2 separate regions of the Homo sapiens genome follow, and region 2 is linked to region 1. Evidence: read pairs that join two places in POLR2A ChIA-PET (ENCODE). Cell type or tissue: GM12878. All regions are shown on one strand. Each heading gives the region's core, and the rest is flanking DNA. Links, peaks and the distances in the headings are about the cores only.

What was found. ChIA-PET counts read pairs that join two places held together with the same protein. Peaks named below come from ENCODE experiments on the same cell type or tissue, not always from the same donor. Only the 100,000 strongest peaks of a DNase experiment are listed, where the experiment ranks them.
Region 2: POLR2A ChIA-PET joins it to region 1 with 9 read pairs; 1 of 35 experiments calls an interaction of 5 or more read pairs at or near these places.

Annotation. Positions count from the first base shown.
Region 1 is chr13:45,103,882-45,111,651 of GRCh38, forward strand. It overlaps LOC101929259 (a long non-coding RNA gene), which reads left to right and starts at 2,398. Exons shown (of 3, transcript NR_120424.1): 1 at 2,398-2,548; 2 at 3,256-3,353. RefSeq lists a silencer at 5,169-5,228. In GM12878, for the core only: no CTCF peak of the experiment used is centred there; DNase peaks (open chromatin) are centred at 5,120 and 5,420; H3K4me3 peaks cover 990 bases.
Region 2 is chr13:44,761,327-44,770,471 of GRCh38, forward strand. No RefSeq gene overlaps it. Among named protein-coding and RNA genes, the nearest start is that of LINC00330, 44 kb to the right of the region's middle. In GM12878, for the core only: no CTCF peak of the experiment used is centred there; a DNase peak (open chromatin) is centred at 2,786.

The DNA.
Region 1 (7,770 bases), core at 2,771-7,770:
TTTTTTGAGACGGAGTCTAGCTCTGTCACTCAGGCTGGAGTGCAGTGGTGCAATCTCAGCTCCCTGCAACCTCTGCCTCCTGGATTCATGTGATTCTTCTGCCTCAGCCTCCTGAGTAGCTGGGACTACAGGCGTGCGCCACCACACCCAGCTAATTTTTGTATTTTTAGTAGAGACGGGGTTTCACCATGTTGGCCAGGATGGCCATTTTCTTTTTATTCTCCTCCCCATTTTGTTTTGTTCTGCCTAATAGCCTATTAATGGAATTTAAAAAGGTTTCAAGCCCCTTGGCTGGTGGCAAATATCAGCAAGTTTGGGCTTTATAATTACAGCTGAACCTCCTCTGCCACTTTTTCTAGCATGCCCTATGGGTTTGTTTTTAGAGATACTAGAAAGACACAACAGTAGATGCCTGACATGCTGTCAGAATCATGCTGTTTGTAAAATACTGTGAAATCTCCCATGATTTGTGGAGCAATTTTGAAAGTCAAGTCAGGGAATCTTAGACTCCTTATGGAGGGAATTTGTAGCAAGCTGGCAGCAGCAGTGGGCGTTTAATGTATGTGTTCATTCTCTTACTCCAATTTTAAGTGGGTTTCCCATCTTGAGGGAGTTGTTTTCTCCCATTTTCTCTGGCACCTGTCTTCTTATGCAAAATTGCGTGATGCTGTAAGTACTCTCATGAGATCGGGAGGTGGGGCAGGGAGTGAAAGCCTAGGGAAAAATAATTATATCAAGGAATCAGATTAAAGAGCTGTGAAACTTTAGAGCTAGAAGAGGACTGAAAAACTATTTGTCTTGTTCGCTGTTCTATCCCCAGAGCAATGAATATTCAATCAGTAATTATCGAATGTGTACATGAGTGAAGCATCACTCTTTCCCATTTTACAGATGGGAAATCTGCAGTCACAACGATGAATGATGCACCTATAGTTTCACAGGAAATTGGGGGAGCCAGAATTCTAAACTAGGCTTCTCAGACTTTCACATGCACAGCAATCACCTGGGGATATTTTTAAAATGCAGATTCTGGCCGGGCGCAGCGGCTCACGCCTGTAATCCCAGCACTTTGGGAGGCCACGGCGGGTGGATCACGAGGTCAGGAGATCAAAACCATCCTGGCTAACACAGTGAAACCCCGTCTCTACTAAAAATACAAAAAATTAGCCAGGTGTGGTGGCGGGCACCTGTAGTCCCAGCTACTCGGGAGGCTGAGCCAGGAGAATGGCGTGAACCTGGGAGGCGGAGCTTGCGGTGAGCCGAGATTGTGCCACCGCACTCCAGCCTGGGCTACAGATCGAGACTCCATCTCAAAAAAAAAAAAAAAAAATGCAGCTTCTGCTTCAGTAGGTCAGAGATGGGCCTCTAAATTCTACATTTCTAATAAAGCGCTGAGATAACTTAATATTGTTAGTCCTGGGACTACACTTTTTGGTTTTTTTTTGTTTTGAGACAGGGTCTTGCTCTATTGTCCAGGCTGGGGTGCAGTGGTGCCTTCATGGCTCACTACAGCCTTGACTTCCTGGGCTCAAGGATCCTCCCACCTCAGCTGCTCAAGAAGCTGGGACCACAGGCATGTGCTACTATGCCCGGCTAATTTTTTATTTTTTTGTAGAGACAGGCTCTAGCCATGTTGCCAAGGCTAGTGTTGAACCCCTGGCCTCAAGTGATCCTCCCACATCAGCCTCCCAAAGTTCTCAGATTACAGATGTGAGCCACCATGCTCGGCCACAGGCACCACACTTTGAATAGCAAGGTTCTAATCACACATTTCAAACTTCTTCTTCTTATTATTATTATTATTTTTTTGAGATGGAGTCTCACTTTGTCGCTCAGGCTGGAGTGCAGTGGCGCTATCTCAGCTCACTGCAACCTCCATCTCCCAGGTTCAAGTGATTCTTCTGCCTCAGCCTCCCAAGCAGCTGGGACTACAGACATGTGCCACCATGCCCAGCTAACTTTTATATTTTATGAAATATAAAAATATAGAGATGGAGTTTCACCACACTGGCCATGCTAGTCTTGAACTCCTGACCTCAAATGATCCACCTACCTCGGCCTCCCAAAGCGCTGGAATTACAGGCATGAGCCACCACCCCTAGCTCAAACTTCTCATAAGTATTCCTATGTTTAAAAAAAATATACAACTGGCTTTACCAGTTGTGCATTTTGTTTTACTCATTAAACTTGAGATTTTAAAACTGGGTTATGTTACAATCAGCCCTTATTGCATCACAAATGAGTATGTGGAGATTGTAAACTAAGTGAACTGACTTATCCAGTTGCCAAGGTGATGCAGGATTTTTCTCAACCCCTTTGTCAGACTTGTGACGGGGGTACCCCATTTACTCAGCCTGCCACGCTCAACCCCTTGCAGCAGGGAGCACATGAGTGAGCAAGTGCGGGATCTGGATGGCTGCTTTGGGTGCTTCCAGGAGCAGGCTGCGTGCAGGCCTGGCAGCAGTGCCCAGGTTGGGGTGCCTGCAACCCCTGAAGCTCCAGAGGGCATGTTACAGTGTTCTTTTAGCTCTGCCGTCTGTGGACAGTGGTGTGTTATCAGCTCAGTGAGCCCCTTGCCTCATCGTGTGGGGTGGCTGCCCTCTGCCAGTGAGCGCAAAGGGCCACTGTGACAGCCTTTTTTGGGTACCCACATTCAGTGGATCCCAAGCTCTTGTGTGGCATCTAAGATGAATGAGATAGCCCAGACACTTGAAGGATGGTGAAGGTGGAGAATTGTGTTAGGCAATGGGAAATGCCTCTCAGCAAAGAGGGGAGCCGGAGAGGGGACAGGACAGGCAAGTAATCTTCCCATGAAATCCGGCTGTCTCCAGCCGGCTCTTCCTTGTAGTCAAGCCTTCTCTCTGAAATTAAGCCATCTCTCCTCTGAAGCCCATCTGTCTCTCTGAAGGCAAGTCACCTCCCTCCAGTCAAGCCACTTCTCTCCCTCTACTGACTGAGTCTGGGGTCTTTATAGGCACAGGATAGGGGCATGGGGTGGGCCATAGGTAGTTTCAGAAAAGGCAACATTCAATCAGTAAAAAGACATTATTCAGAAAGAACCGATCGGAAGAGAGCCAGCAAACGGGGATAGACGTTCTCACTTTGGATGCAGGTTTCAGGCTTTTGGGCTCAAAGGTAGGGTTTTGCCAGGGACCCACCTGTCCGCCTAGAATTTCTCTGCTTCCTGCCTCTATCAAAGGGTATGGTTAAAATGAGAATTTTTTTTTGAAACAGAATCTTGCTTTGGTTGCCTAGGCTGAAATGCAGTGGCATGATCTTAGCTCACTACAACCTCTGCCTCCTGGGTTCAAGAGATTCTCACGTCTCAGCCACCTAAGTACATGGGATTACAGGCACGCACCAACACACCCAGCTAAGTTTTGTATTTTTATTAGAGATGGGGTTTCACCATTTTGGCTAGGCTGGTCTTGAACTCCTGACCTCAAATGATCCCACCTCAGCCTCCCAAAGTGCTGGGATTACAGGCATGAGCCACCCCATCCAGTCCTAGACCAAGGACCAAGGTTTTATGGTGCAGATTAAGCCTCCCTGTAGCAAGTTTCAGAGTTCTTATCAGACCTGAAAAGGTGCCCGACTCTTAAGTGAATTCTCTCCTAGATCAGGAAAAAGACTTGGAAAGCTAAAGGGACTTTTTTTTTTTTTTTTTTTTTTTTTTACAAAATGTAGATTTTCCCCACAAGAGGCAGCTTTGCAGGGTCATTTCAAAATATGTCAAAGAAATACATTTTGGAGTAAAATATTTTTATTTCTTTCAGGGCCTGCTCTCTGTCATGTGATGTTATACCAAAGTCAGGCTGGAATTTGGTGTCTTATTGCTACAAAAAGTCTGTTTCTTCAGTCTTAAGATTTCTGCTGTAATGTTAAAACTGCCTAGCTGTGCCTGAATTTCAAAGGGAGGAAAGTAAAATGAGGGATCTCAGACAACCCCCTTCCAATCACGACCTGAACTAGATTTTCAGGTTTACTTTGGAATGCCTTTGGCTGAGGCAGGGGGCAGGCATCAGTAAGTTGAGGTGCATAGAATTTTATTTTTGGTTTACATTATCATGAGACAAAAAAACTGGAAGTTGGAGGGCCATGTTGGAGCATGTGTTCAGTGGGTTCAAGCAAAGGGGAAAGGTTTGTCGATGTGTTTGTCCATGTCTCCTCACTCATTCTGGAGGAGTGCTTCTTCTGACCACCATACTGACACTCAAGCAGCCCAGCTACTCGGGAGACTGAGGCAAGAGAATTTCTTGAACCTGGGAGGCGGAGGTTGCAGTGGACTGAGATTGGGCCACTATATTCCAGCCAGGGTGACAAAGCAAGACTCCATCTCAAAAAAAGAGAAAACCTTGGTCTTCATAACCTCTTATCTTTTTTTAATTTTTCTTTTCTTTCTTTCTTTTTTTTTTTTTTTTGAGAGGGTAGCAGCAAGATCATGGCTCATGGCACCTTCAACTTCCTGGGCTCAAGTGATCCTCTCACTTCAGCTTCCCAAGTAACTAATAATTTTTTTATTTGTAGAGACAGGGTCTTGCTTATGTTGCCCAGGCTGGCCTAGAACTTTTGGCTGAAGCAATCCTCTTGCCTCGACCTCCCAAAATGCTGGGATTACAGGCATGAGCCACCACACTTGGCCCCAGATAGTTCTTTCTACTGATTCCAGGTCTTTAGATAATAACTCTTTCAACCAATTGCCAATCAGAAAATCTTTGAGTCCGCCTATGACCCAGAAGCCCCCACTTCTTGTTATTCCACCTTTCTAGACCAAACCAATGTACATCTTACATGGATTTGTTGCGGGACCTTTCCTTAGTTCAGCTAAAGACGGGGTTCCTTGTCCCACAGCCGCCAAAGTTTAGGCTTGCAGATGGTTTGAAGGATGAGTAAAACAGGGTATTATTGGGTGAAAAGGAATAAAAGGGGGAACAGGGACTCTCCGCAAGGTCGGAGTTACTCTAGTGTGCTTCCCGCCTTGCAGTTTGAATCCTAGGTTCCACACAGGAAGAGGAGGGGCCAGGCTCCTCCCCGCTACCAACGGGGTGAACCTCTGTAGCTCCACCCCAGTGCGCAGGCCGGTTGAAGTTTTGCCAGGGACCCCTCCCGGACCCCTCCCACCCGGCTGTCTCATATTGATTGATGTCTATGTCTCTCTAAAATGTATAAAACCAAGCTGTAGCCCGATCACTTTGGGCACATGTTGTTAGGACCTCCTGAGGCTGTGCAACAGGCATGTCCTTAACCTTGGCAAAATAAACTTCTAAATTGATTGAAACTCACCTCAGATACTTTTTGGTTTACAGTTGATTAGTTAAGCTTAGAACAGTTTGTCCCCCTGAAACCAGCTAACCACAGAGAATACCCTCTCCTCTTCAGATTACTGAGACTTTCCCTGCTTGCAAAAGAACCCAAACCATAAAAGTCACCCCATCTGTAACTTGTTTCCCGACCGGAAAAAAAAAAGTCTAAGGTAAAACCACCTTAAGACACTCTGGAGTGCAATAGCCAGAAAAAGATCATCTCCTTAGACAGAGAGAGAGAGAGAGAGAGCGCACGAGCGAGCACAAGCTATCCTTATGACCTAGCTGTGGAAATCCTGTAACCTCACTTTCACCACATTCTATTTCTTTGAAGTGAATCACCAGGGGGTCTGGCCCACATCATGAGGGAGTGTACTAGGCTTCACATTTTCAAGAAAGTAGTGTCAGATGTACTGGGACATATTTTGAAACCACCTGATGGTCATATCCAATGGCAGTAGAAGGAGTTGCCCAGGAAGATAGGCAGTAACTCAGGTCCAATAGTAGCTTGTTCTAGCATTCTCTCAACATAAGTATTACTGTCCTCATTTTTCTTGCTTGGAGGAATTAAAATAATATAGAATTCATCTAAATTCAAATAGTACTATAGCAGGTGCAACATATTTACTCTAGTCTGCCGCCTCACACAAGAAGATATTGGTTAAATCTCTCTGGATATAGAGAGGAATTTTATCCTAGTATTTGTCTCTCTGCCATTTGGCAATCCCACCACCACAACCAATACAGAAAATCAGGGATGTTAGGTGCACACTTTGGAAAATCATCAGAGACACCTGCTTTATGCAAAAAAAAAAAAAAAAAAAAAAAAAAATAGAGTGAGAGAGAGATGTTTTCATCACAGAGGGAAGAGATTCTTGGAAGGAAGCCTCATAGAGTTAACCAAAATAATGAATAAGCTGAGTCTAAAGAGTCACAGTAATTATTTCATGTTAAAGATGTTAGAAGAAAAAAAAACACTGAAAAAAGTTTTGCATTAGAATTAAATTTAAAAGGCTAAATTATAACTCTCATAAGACTAATGGTCAATTTTTTGTCTGGGTTCTTTGTGGCTATTGGATTTGTGATTTACAAAGAGGATGTTTGACCCCAGGGAAGCAAGTAACATCCCTTTCACAAAATAGCATTCATTGCTCAAGGTCTCTGAAAGCTGAAGGAACTGTAAAAGATCAATAATCAGTTTTAAAATGTGATTCACATAATGCTGTCTGGATTCAGGAAATGGGCAAATTCTGATTATTTTATTTTATTTTATTTTTTGGAACGAAGTTTCGCTCTTGTTGCCCGGGCTGGAGCGCAATGGCACGATCCCGGCTCACTGCAACCTCTGCCTCCCGCGTTCAAGCGATTCTCCTGCCTCAGCCTCCTGAGTAGCTGGGATTACAGGCGCCCGCCACCACGCCCGGCTAATTTTTGTATATTTAGTAGAGACGGGGTTTTACCATGTTGGTCAGGCTGGTCTTGAACTTCTGACCTCAGGTGACCCACCCGCCTCGGCCTCCCAAAGTGCTGGGATTACAGGCGTGAGCCACCATGCCTGGCTGATTATTTTATTAATGAGGGGTACATAGGAACAAAAAAATATAAAATAAGAAACTGCTAAGGACTTTCTCTCCTGCCATGGTTGAATCTGAACCTTGAAGCCAGAAAAATAAATAGCAGTGGAGCAGAAATATCACTACTGTCTCCTCTCAGGAGTCATTCCATCTTGATCAATTCTGTCCTTCCAAGCATAGCTTGAGTTTACTGGTCCTGAGACATGACAGAGATGTGTCCACCTTGGGCAACTAGCCACAGAAAAAAGACTTGTGACCCAGGCCAGTTTATCTTCACTTGGTGGCCAGCCAGCAAGGTGTTAACATCCAGAGAGTTGAACACATATACAGACACACCAGTTTCCTGGCACTCGATTCTCCTAGTTCAACAATTCCAGAAGAAAGACCATACCTTTCTTTCTGGTTGCTTCACAGGCAAATGCTGTAGAAATCCACTATATCTAGGAATAAAAGCAACTAGGAAATCAAGCAACTGTGAATTTCGGGGCTTCAATTTTAATGGGCTATAAAGGCTTTTCTTGATGAGTGATCAAAAGATGTTGTGGAAAAAAATAAAACAAAAAAGACAATGGCTTTGAATTAGCTGGGTGTGGTAGCACACACCTGTAATCCCAGCTGCTCAGGAGGCTGAGGCAGGAGAATCGCTGGAACCCGGGAGGCAGAGGTTGCAGTGAGCCAAGACCGCGCCACTGCACTCCAGCCTGGGCGACAGAGTGAGACTCCGTCTCAAAAGACAATGGCTTTGGGGTGGAAGTTGATAAAGAGGATTGTGAGCATGGGAATCAGTATTGTAGAGAATTGAGCGCTGATTTGTCTGGGGTACTCTTACACCGCTCAGGGTGCATTTTTTTTTCTTTTTTTCTCCTTAACATAAAATGAGAAAGGATGCATTT
Region 2 (9,145 bases), core at 641-5,640, 340 kb before region 1:
GTCCTACCCCTCTTTTTCCCTGGAATATTTCAAAGAAAAATCCCAGACATTTTACCATTTCACTCATAAATATTTCAGAATGTATTTACGAAAGTTTGCTTCATTTGTATTTTTGACAGAAATTTCCATCTGGAAGATAGAGAACTTAAAGGGAATGTTACAAGGGGATAATGGTCTCAGGGAAGCAATAACTGAGAATTTTTGGCTTTCCTTCCTGCCTACCTGCTCTATGCTGCAGCATCACCCAAAGTCGCGGGTACGCATATTGTACTAAACACTTTTTTGTGTGGCTTCCCCAGAGCCCAGTGATTTCTGTTCCTTGGAAACTGATTAGTAGTAACGTCTCCTCGCTGTGATCCTGCCCTGTGGCCTTGAGGGAGTTCTTCCAAAGGTAGAGACTTTGGGTCAAGATGGGCCAATGGCATTCTTTCTCTCTGCTGGGATTTGAACGTGAGAGCAGAACATGTCAGGAAAAACTCTAGATGAAAGAGAAGGTCTCCTTACTTCTGCTGCTGAGAGCCTGGAAACTGCTCTACCCAAACCCAGGGAATATAAGTTATCGGCTTTCCCAAAGCTTGGGGTGGAATGACATTTGCTTAAATTCCATGACACACTGTCTTAGTTCATTTGGGTTGCTACAAAATAATACCTTAGCCTGGATAATTTATAAAGAAAGGAAGTTTATTTGGTTCACAGTTCTACAGGCTTATAAGAAGCATGGTGCCAGCATCCACTTTTGGTGACCTCAGGAAGCTTACAGTCATGAAGGTAGGTGAAAAGGGAGCAGACGTTTCACATGGCGGGAAAGAAACAAAGAGGGAATGGGTGCCATACTCATTTAAACAACCAACTCTTTTTTTTTGAGACAGAGTCTCACTCTGTTGCCCAGGATGGAGTGCAGTGGCACAATCTCAGCTCACTGCAACCTCCGTCTCCTGAGTTCAAGTGATTCTCCTGCCTCAGCCTCCCAAGTAGCTGGGACTGCAGGGATGTGCCACCACGCCCGGCTAATTTTTTTATTTTTAGTAGAGACAGGGTTTTGCCATGTGAGTGAGGCTGGTCTTGGACTCTTGACCTCAGGTGATCCACCCGCCTCGGCCTCCCAAAGTGCTGAGATTATAGGTGTGAGCTACCATGCCTGGCCTTAAACACACTCTTACAGGAACCAGTGGTGCTAGAACTCATTCATTACAGCAAGGACAGCACCAAGCCATTCATGAGGGATCCACCCCCATGACCCAAACACCTCCCACCAGGCCTCACCTCCAACATTGGTGACCAAATTTCAACATGAGACTTGGAGGGGCAAATATCCATCCAAAGTATATCAGCTACTCTATGATCTTTCAGATAAACTCCCTCTCTATGCATTAGCTAGCCAGAACTGACTTTTACTCTTTGGCCAAAAGAACTTTAACAACTACACATCTCTCTAGAAGGAACCCATGGCCTAGAGCATCAAGCAAGGACAACACTAATATAGAGATGAAAATGTTATGAAAACCTTCTGTGTTATGTTCACTGCCCTCTCCCTAACACCTAGCACAGTGCTGAACATAGAATGGACATTCATTACCTATTTATTGGATAAATTGACTACTTATCTTCCCAGTAGAGAGGAGATTATAGAATCTGCCCATTATGGAGCAAGTCTTCTTGTCTTACTAGGAACATGGGTTTGGCTTTGGCTCTGACTCTGCCACTCTGTGTGAGTGAGTCACTTAGCCTCTTTGGACCTCAGTTTCCTCATCTATAAGCTGGGAATCATAAACTCAGCCAACCTTACAGAGATATTGTGAGGCTCAAATGAGGTCATGCTATATGGAAGCACTTGGTAACCTGTAAATTGTTTGCAACTAAAAAGTATTATTATCTTTTCTAGCTGTGGATTCCATTCTGTCTATCTCAGCTTTTTGGCCCGAGAAGTCTTTAGGGCAAAAGTGGATGATAAACTGCTTCTTTCATCATTGTTTTCCTGTTTCCATTCTAACCACTTCTTAAGCCTGGAGTCTGCTTTGGGGACTCTGTTTTATGGATTAAACTCTGTGAAGCCTAAGAACCAAAAGGATTCTTTTTTGTAAAGCCTATGGCATCTTCATTAATCTCATCAGGTACTCAAGATGCCTCCTGATGCATGTTGACTGATGTCCACATATCCCTCTGATAATCAATAGTGTGGAGGCAGCAGCCTGATCCATTCGTATCTTCCTAGGGAGACACATGAACTCATCTTATTGGATGAGGGGTCTATGGAAAGAATGGGAAGCAGAGCACAGGAGAAATAAGTAACGGTCAGTGTTAGTAAGGCTTCCAGGTGCAGCTGTCCTGCCTGAGAGGCCACCAGGTTGGCAAGAAGCTAGTGGATGTCCTGCTACCTGAGTCTTGAAACAGCTTGAACTTTCCCATTTCCTGAACAGCCCAACACTTGCAGAACATTGCTGCATTGTTCTGTGCCCTGAGGTCTCCTGGTGGCGGGCCAACCCTAGGCTGTGCCGGCAAGCACATGGCTGCGATGATTTGTCTGTAGCTAGAGCCATTCACCTAGCTGAATGTGTTGGGACATTATCCCAGGGTGTTACCCACCCGAGGAAACAGGAGAGGGGCTATGGGGGAAGGGGATTACATCAGCATTATTATTGTTATTCACTTATCAGATGGTTATTAATTATACTTCAATTAAAGGCTTGCAGTCTTTACAAGCATGAGCTCATCAGCCCTCACAATGCCCAAAGGAGGTCAAGAACCAGGAGACTGCTGATTTGCTCATGAATGCAGCTGACTTGAGTTTCAGAAATCCTGTGATCTGGTTTTCCCCTCTCTGTCCGGCCACTGGCCACTTCCCCTTCAGGAGCCCTCAATTCCCCCGATGTACAGTGGACAGATACATTATTCACTCGGCTGACTGGCGTCTGCAAAAGTGTCAAGGATCAAATTTTCCTTTCTAAACCCTTCCACGGGTTAAAAAAAAAAAACGAAAAGAAAAAAAAAAAAAAAACAACAACAAAGGAGACATTTAACCAGGCGCTCCAATGCAGCCAGCTCGCCCTCAAGATCAATACACCAGGGAGGTAACTTCATGGGAATCCAAGGAGCAACAGTGGGGTGGTGAATTTTAATGAAGCCTCGTGCAGTTCCAGGTTGGCTTTCTGGCCAAGGGAGGTGGCACCCGGCTTTGGTAATCAGGAAGTTGTTTTGTGGCTGGAGGTCAAAGAACAGAAGGCAGCGTGAAGGAATGATAAATGGTGAGCCAGGAGCAGAGCCTTTCAGAAAGAAGCTGAGAGATGTGAAGGACGGAGGGCCTGCCCCTGCCAGCGCATCCCTGGGGCCCACTCTCCTCCCCAGGCGCCCAAGAGCCACCAAAGGCACTCAGCCAGCCAGGCCACACCCAAAGAACCGGGATCCTTTAAAATAAGAACCGGGATCCTTTAAAATAAGAACCATGAAGAACAACTGCAGAGTGGGGTGTTTCGTTGTGTTGGGGTGTGTGTGTGTGTGTGTGTGTGTGTGTGTGTGTTTCTCTTCTTTCCTTTTTTTTTTTTCTTTTTTATGAGGGGGTGGAATCTGTTGGGAGGCAGGAAAGGTACCAAGTTCCTGAGTGGCCCAGATGCCCCCACCTCCCGCATGGCTACAGAGTTAATAAAACTTGAAGGAAATGGAAAATGGGAGAAGCAGAAACCTGAGGCAAAAAGGGCCTTATCTTCAAAGAGATCGGCGTTTTGGTTACGGAAAAGGTTTTCCAATTAAAAGCCTCCTGAAAGGAGTAAATAAAGAAATCCCCAGTTAGTTATCCTGCACCGAGTTGGGAGGAAAAGTCTTGGTGCTTTATTCTAGAAAGGGTTTGGGCTTTGCTGAGCATTTTGAGTAAAGGGAGTCAGGGCTTTATCCTCCCCACCCCTCCTTCCTCTATCCTTACCCAATGAGGCTTGTAGTGATCTAATCTGAAAGAGATAAAGCCCAATTTCCTCAGCTCTGGAGCTGATAAACAAGCCAAAGACCAGCTCTGTTCACAGGGCAATAATTAAAGCTCTCAGGAATCTAAACAGCAAGGTGGTCAAAAGGACAAGGACAAACTCATATTTCCCAGTGCCATTCTGGGCAGCTGTGAGCACCTTGTGTTGGAATTTAACCTGGTGGAAATAGCATTATTATCACCCATATCTTTTTTTTTTTTTTTTTTGAGATGGAGTTTCGCTCTTATTGCCCAGGATGGAGTGCAATGGTGCGACCTCAGCTCACTGCAACCTCTGCCTCCTGGGTTCAAGCGATTCTCCTGCCTCAGCCTCATGACTAGTTGGGATTACAGGTGCCCACCGCCACCATGCCCGGCTAATTTTTTGGATTTTTAGTAGAGACAGGGTTCACCATGTTGGCCAGGCTGGTCTGGAACTCCTGACCTCAGGTGATCCACCTGCCTTGGCCTCCCAAAGTGCTGGGATTACAGGCGTGAGCCACTACGCCCAGTTCATCACCCATATCTTTATGGATTCAGCTAGACCCCTATCAAGCACATAACCAGCCAAAGTACTATGGAACTCTGCTGATCACAGGCACCAAATGTGCTGTTAATTTAGCACTCTGTAGGAGGCAAGATTTGGCAAATACATACATATTTCTTGCTGATCAAGGAAGGATCTAAATCCTAGAAATTATATAATCCCATGTTGAAGTAGGGTGCCTTCTTTATTTAAAAATCATGCATAGCAAGGTACTGTCTGACATTGTTGCAATCTTATTAGTTCTGCTGAGTAAGTTCTGTTCTTTGGAGTCTTTGGAATTAATAGACTAATGTGTGTGTATTGTGAGATGAGATGGGGCAGAGGGAGTGCAGCAAAAGGAAAGAATTTATGTGGCCATGCTATTAACACCCAGAGGCATCTTACAGGTGCGACCTGGTGAGAGGAGGGGAAAGGGTAGGGCAGAGACAGTGGGGACATTCTGCCAAGAATCAGCCATACCTTAGCTCCCCTGAGAACATATGGGAAATGCCAACAGGAAATGCCAACAGGAAATGGACAGGTCTCCATTTGGATCAGAGGTAATCCTGGCTGGAACAGAAAACATAGATGTGGGCATCTGGTGGTTCTCTTCTCTGCACTTGGAGGACATAGTATGAACACCTTACTGGGATCAAGAGGAAGATAGAGTCTGTACTGAGGTGTCAATGGTTCTCACATTAAAAAATAAAAATTACTGAAACCTGTCTTTTTAAATGAAATTTTTCTTGGGGCTCAGATATATAGAACAGATAAGTATGACATTTTTTTACTAGTATACATTTACTTTGAACATTTTTGTTTTTAATATTTGCTTATCAATAAGTAATAACAGCAAGACAACTTTGAAGAACATAAATATTTGGAATTAGGTATCATGCTTTGCTCCACATCAATCCAAATTATCTATTTCAGTTGTCCTTGATTATGTTTTGGTTTTTAAAAAATTGTTTATGTACATCTATGCAACTAGAAAACCCTTATTCACATAAGTAGATGCAAACGGAATGTGTGTGTGTGTGTGTGTGTGTGTGTGTGTGTGTGTGTGTTTTAGATCTCCTATCAAGTATAATATACTCCTCAAATGAATTAATCCAAAAACTTGGACAAGAAGTTGAAGAGATTTTTAGATTCAAATTTTAGTCACAACAATATTTAACAATGGCTTGCATTTCTTATCATAATATAAAAGTCAGCATCAAACACCCTAACTTCAGAGTAAATGGTAAAATATCTCTAATAAAATACGACACTTTGACATGTAGTGATAAATGTGTCAAGGCTATGGGCCTTCACCTGGTTTGAGGTTTCATTGAGCTCTATAGTAATGCTATTTAATTTTTACTTGAGCAGAGCAGCACTGGCCTAGTTTCAAAAAAAAAAAAAAGTGAGAACCATTGAACTATGCAAAACTACCCACTTTTTTTTTTCTAATTAATGACATATTTACAAAAACTTCAAGTATGTCTTAGTCTTTTTTTTCCTCTTGCTTATAGCAGAATAGTTGAAACTGGGTAAGTTCTAAGAAAAGAACTTTATTTCTTACAGTTATGGAAGCTAAGATGTCCAAGGTCAAGGGCCTGCATTTGGTGAGAGTCTTCCTGCTGTTGGGGACACTGGAGAATCCCAAGGCTGCACAGGGTATCATATGACAAGGGGGCTGGGCATGCTAGCTCAGGTCTCTCTTCTCTCTATAAAGCTATCAGTTCCCCTCCCATGATAACCCATTCATCTATTAATCTATGAATAAATGAATTAATTAATCAGGGCAGAGCCCTCATGATTCAGTCACCTCTTAAAGGCACCACCTCTCAAAATTGCACATTGGTGATTAAGTTTCACCATGTATTTTGAAGGGGACATTTAAGCCATGGCAGCGTATACTCACAGAGAAGGTAGAAGTTCCATACTGAAGAATTAACTCGATACCAAAATTAATGATGGTCCTTAATACATAGAACTGTGTTATGTAATACATTTACATGAATGCTTTTTCTTGTATATTTTGTTAAATAACTAAAATGTATTTAAACCATAAATTTGAATCAGACATTGGTAGAAATCCTAAAGAAACTTCTGAGAAATCTCTGCATCCAGTGTGGGAAGAGTTTGGATTCTGGAGGGGGGAAGATGAGAGGAGAGCTATATGAATGGTAAAGGAACGAGTCAGGTTGTAAAGGAGCTTATCCATAAAATTAAAGAGTTTGAAGTAGATTTTGAGAATCGTAAGCAAGAAAGTGGCATAGTCAGGTCTGAATTTTAGAGATCAAACTGGCTGCAGTGTGGAGCCAGTGCTATTTCCCTTTGCTGATAGTGACATTTACCTGGGGAGACAATGGATTTGGGTGAGAGTGGAGGGGAGGGGAAAAGGGCAATAGACTGATCAATTAGGAAGTGCTGTGACACAGGCCAGGGCTGATGATGGCCAGAACTAAAGTCATAGGTCTGTGGCTAGAAGCAACAGGGGTGTAAATTGGGGTATAAATTTAAGAGTTATCAGAGAGGCAAAATTGACAGGACTGTCATTGATCACATGGGGGCTGGGGATTGAGGTACAGAGGAGAAAGAGTAACACGAAATTTTCTGGCATGGGCAGTGAAGTGGAGGGGGTTTCCATCAGCATGACAGGAAATTCAAGAGGGAGAGGTTGCGGTGGGAGTGGAGGAAACAGATCATGAGCTCAGACATGTTGAGTTTGAGGTTGAAGCCAGTAAGTTGTCACTGAGTCCTGGCAAAAACCATGCTAAACAGAGTCCAGCACACAAAAACAGATAAGCAACAGATTTATCCTTCAAACAGCATATAACAAATATAAACAAATAATCTGATTATAAGGCAGAGGTGGTTGATGCTTTAAGGGAGGTGCATATCTCTGGAAAAAATAAGAGAGGGTAACTGAGAGGTTCGTGGGTCTTAAAAGATGAGTATGATTTGGCTTTTTGGAGCTGGGAAAGGAGGAAGGCAATGTAGGTAGGGACAACATGAGCCAGATACAAAGGCCAAAAAAAGAAAAAAATGACATTTAGGGGGAACTAGAATAATTCAGTTTGTTGGCTTAGGGTAAACAATAGTGATAGGTAAGGCTGGAGGGGCAGACTATGGCAGGTCAGGAAATGACTCGACCACTATGCTTTATTGTGGAACTGATTCCATACCTGTGGGAAGCCAGTGAAGGGCTCTGACAGGAAAGAGCATGTGGTTAGGGTTCCCTGAGATATGGTTTACTTCCTTCACTTCCAAACGACCAGCCTGGGCAACACAGGGAGACTCTGTCTACAAAAAATTTCAAAATTAGCTGTGTATGGTGGCACACACCTGTAGTCCCAGCTATTGGGGAGGCTAAGGTGGGAGGAGTCCTTGAGTCCAGGAACACTGAGGCTACAGTGAGCCATGATTGTGACTCTGCACTCCAGCCTGGGTGACAGAGGGAGACCTGGTCTCAAAAAAAGAAAAAAAAATTCAAGACACTTCCAATGGCAGGGACTCTGACCGCAGAAGTTGCTGGGAAAGCAATGACGTCACTTCTCCTATCACTCTCCCCAGGTAAATGTCACTATCAGCAAAGGGAAATAGCAGTGGCAACTGAAAAACCTTTGCAGTGGGGCCATGTGGGTGAAGCCATTCGGTCTGAGTCACTAATGCTGCTCTTTAACTCATTTTGGAAACTTTGGTTTGTGTTGTGGGGGTGGATTAATTGGCAGAAATCACAGAAGTAGTTATTACTCCATCTCGATTTGGGGAACTTGTGCAGAGATTTTTTTAAAACTCTTATTTTGCTTTTGGGTTTTGCCTCATTCTTATTCCTTTTTGAAAAAAAGTGATCCTGATGTAATGAGGTGAAGTTCATATCCTATGTTAGCAGTCCCAAGAAGGCTAGTGAAGTGGTTTTGTCATCAGGATATAAAAATTGGGCTTTTCCCCCAATAAAAAGCAGACTGTGGTCTGATAAATACTGTGAATGTAGAGCACAGAAAAAAAAAACTTAAGAAATTCATTGCAGGCTACTATTAATGCCATCTCCATTCTAACCACTGCCAATGGAAAAACCATGAGAAATGAGTCTGAAAAGGCCAAAATTTTCCAAATCAAGGAAGTCTCTCCCAGTTTCTCATTTTGTTTGTTTTCTGTCTGGTTACTTCAGACTATGACATATCTGTTATGTATATCTATGGTTAGTTTCACACGTAAACACGTATACACACACTGCAATGTTAGGAAGGTAACAGGAAAACCACTTGGAGAGAGTTCTGTTTTGAAACTGTTCGTTTAAATATGCTTTAAAATTTTCAGATGATTAAAGATCCTATTCCATTTGGGATCTCTCCTAAAATATCTGGAAACTGGCATGGATTACTAAACAATCCTAAATTAGTAGTCTTAACCAAAAGTATATACAGTACGCTGGAGAAGGAAACTGGGAAGCAAATTAATGAGGGTGATCATCAGACAAATCCAATGAGAAATGACCTCTGTTGGGACAGTTGTCATGGAGAAGTGGATGACCAGATGGTCTCTTCTGAGCTAAGCCAAGTTGGATGGAGCAGTAAACAGGTTTCTTCCCATAAGAAGTAGAAAGGGGAGTAAATATCAGTACCCTAAAAATCATTAGCAGTGGTCAAAAGATCAATACACTCGTTATCTCCAACAAGTTA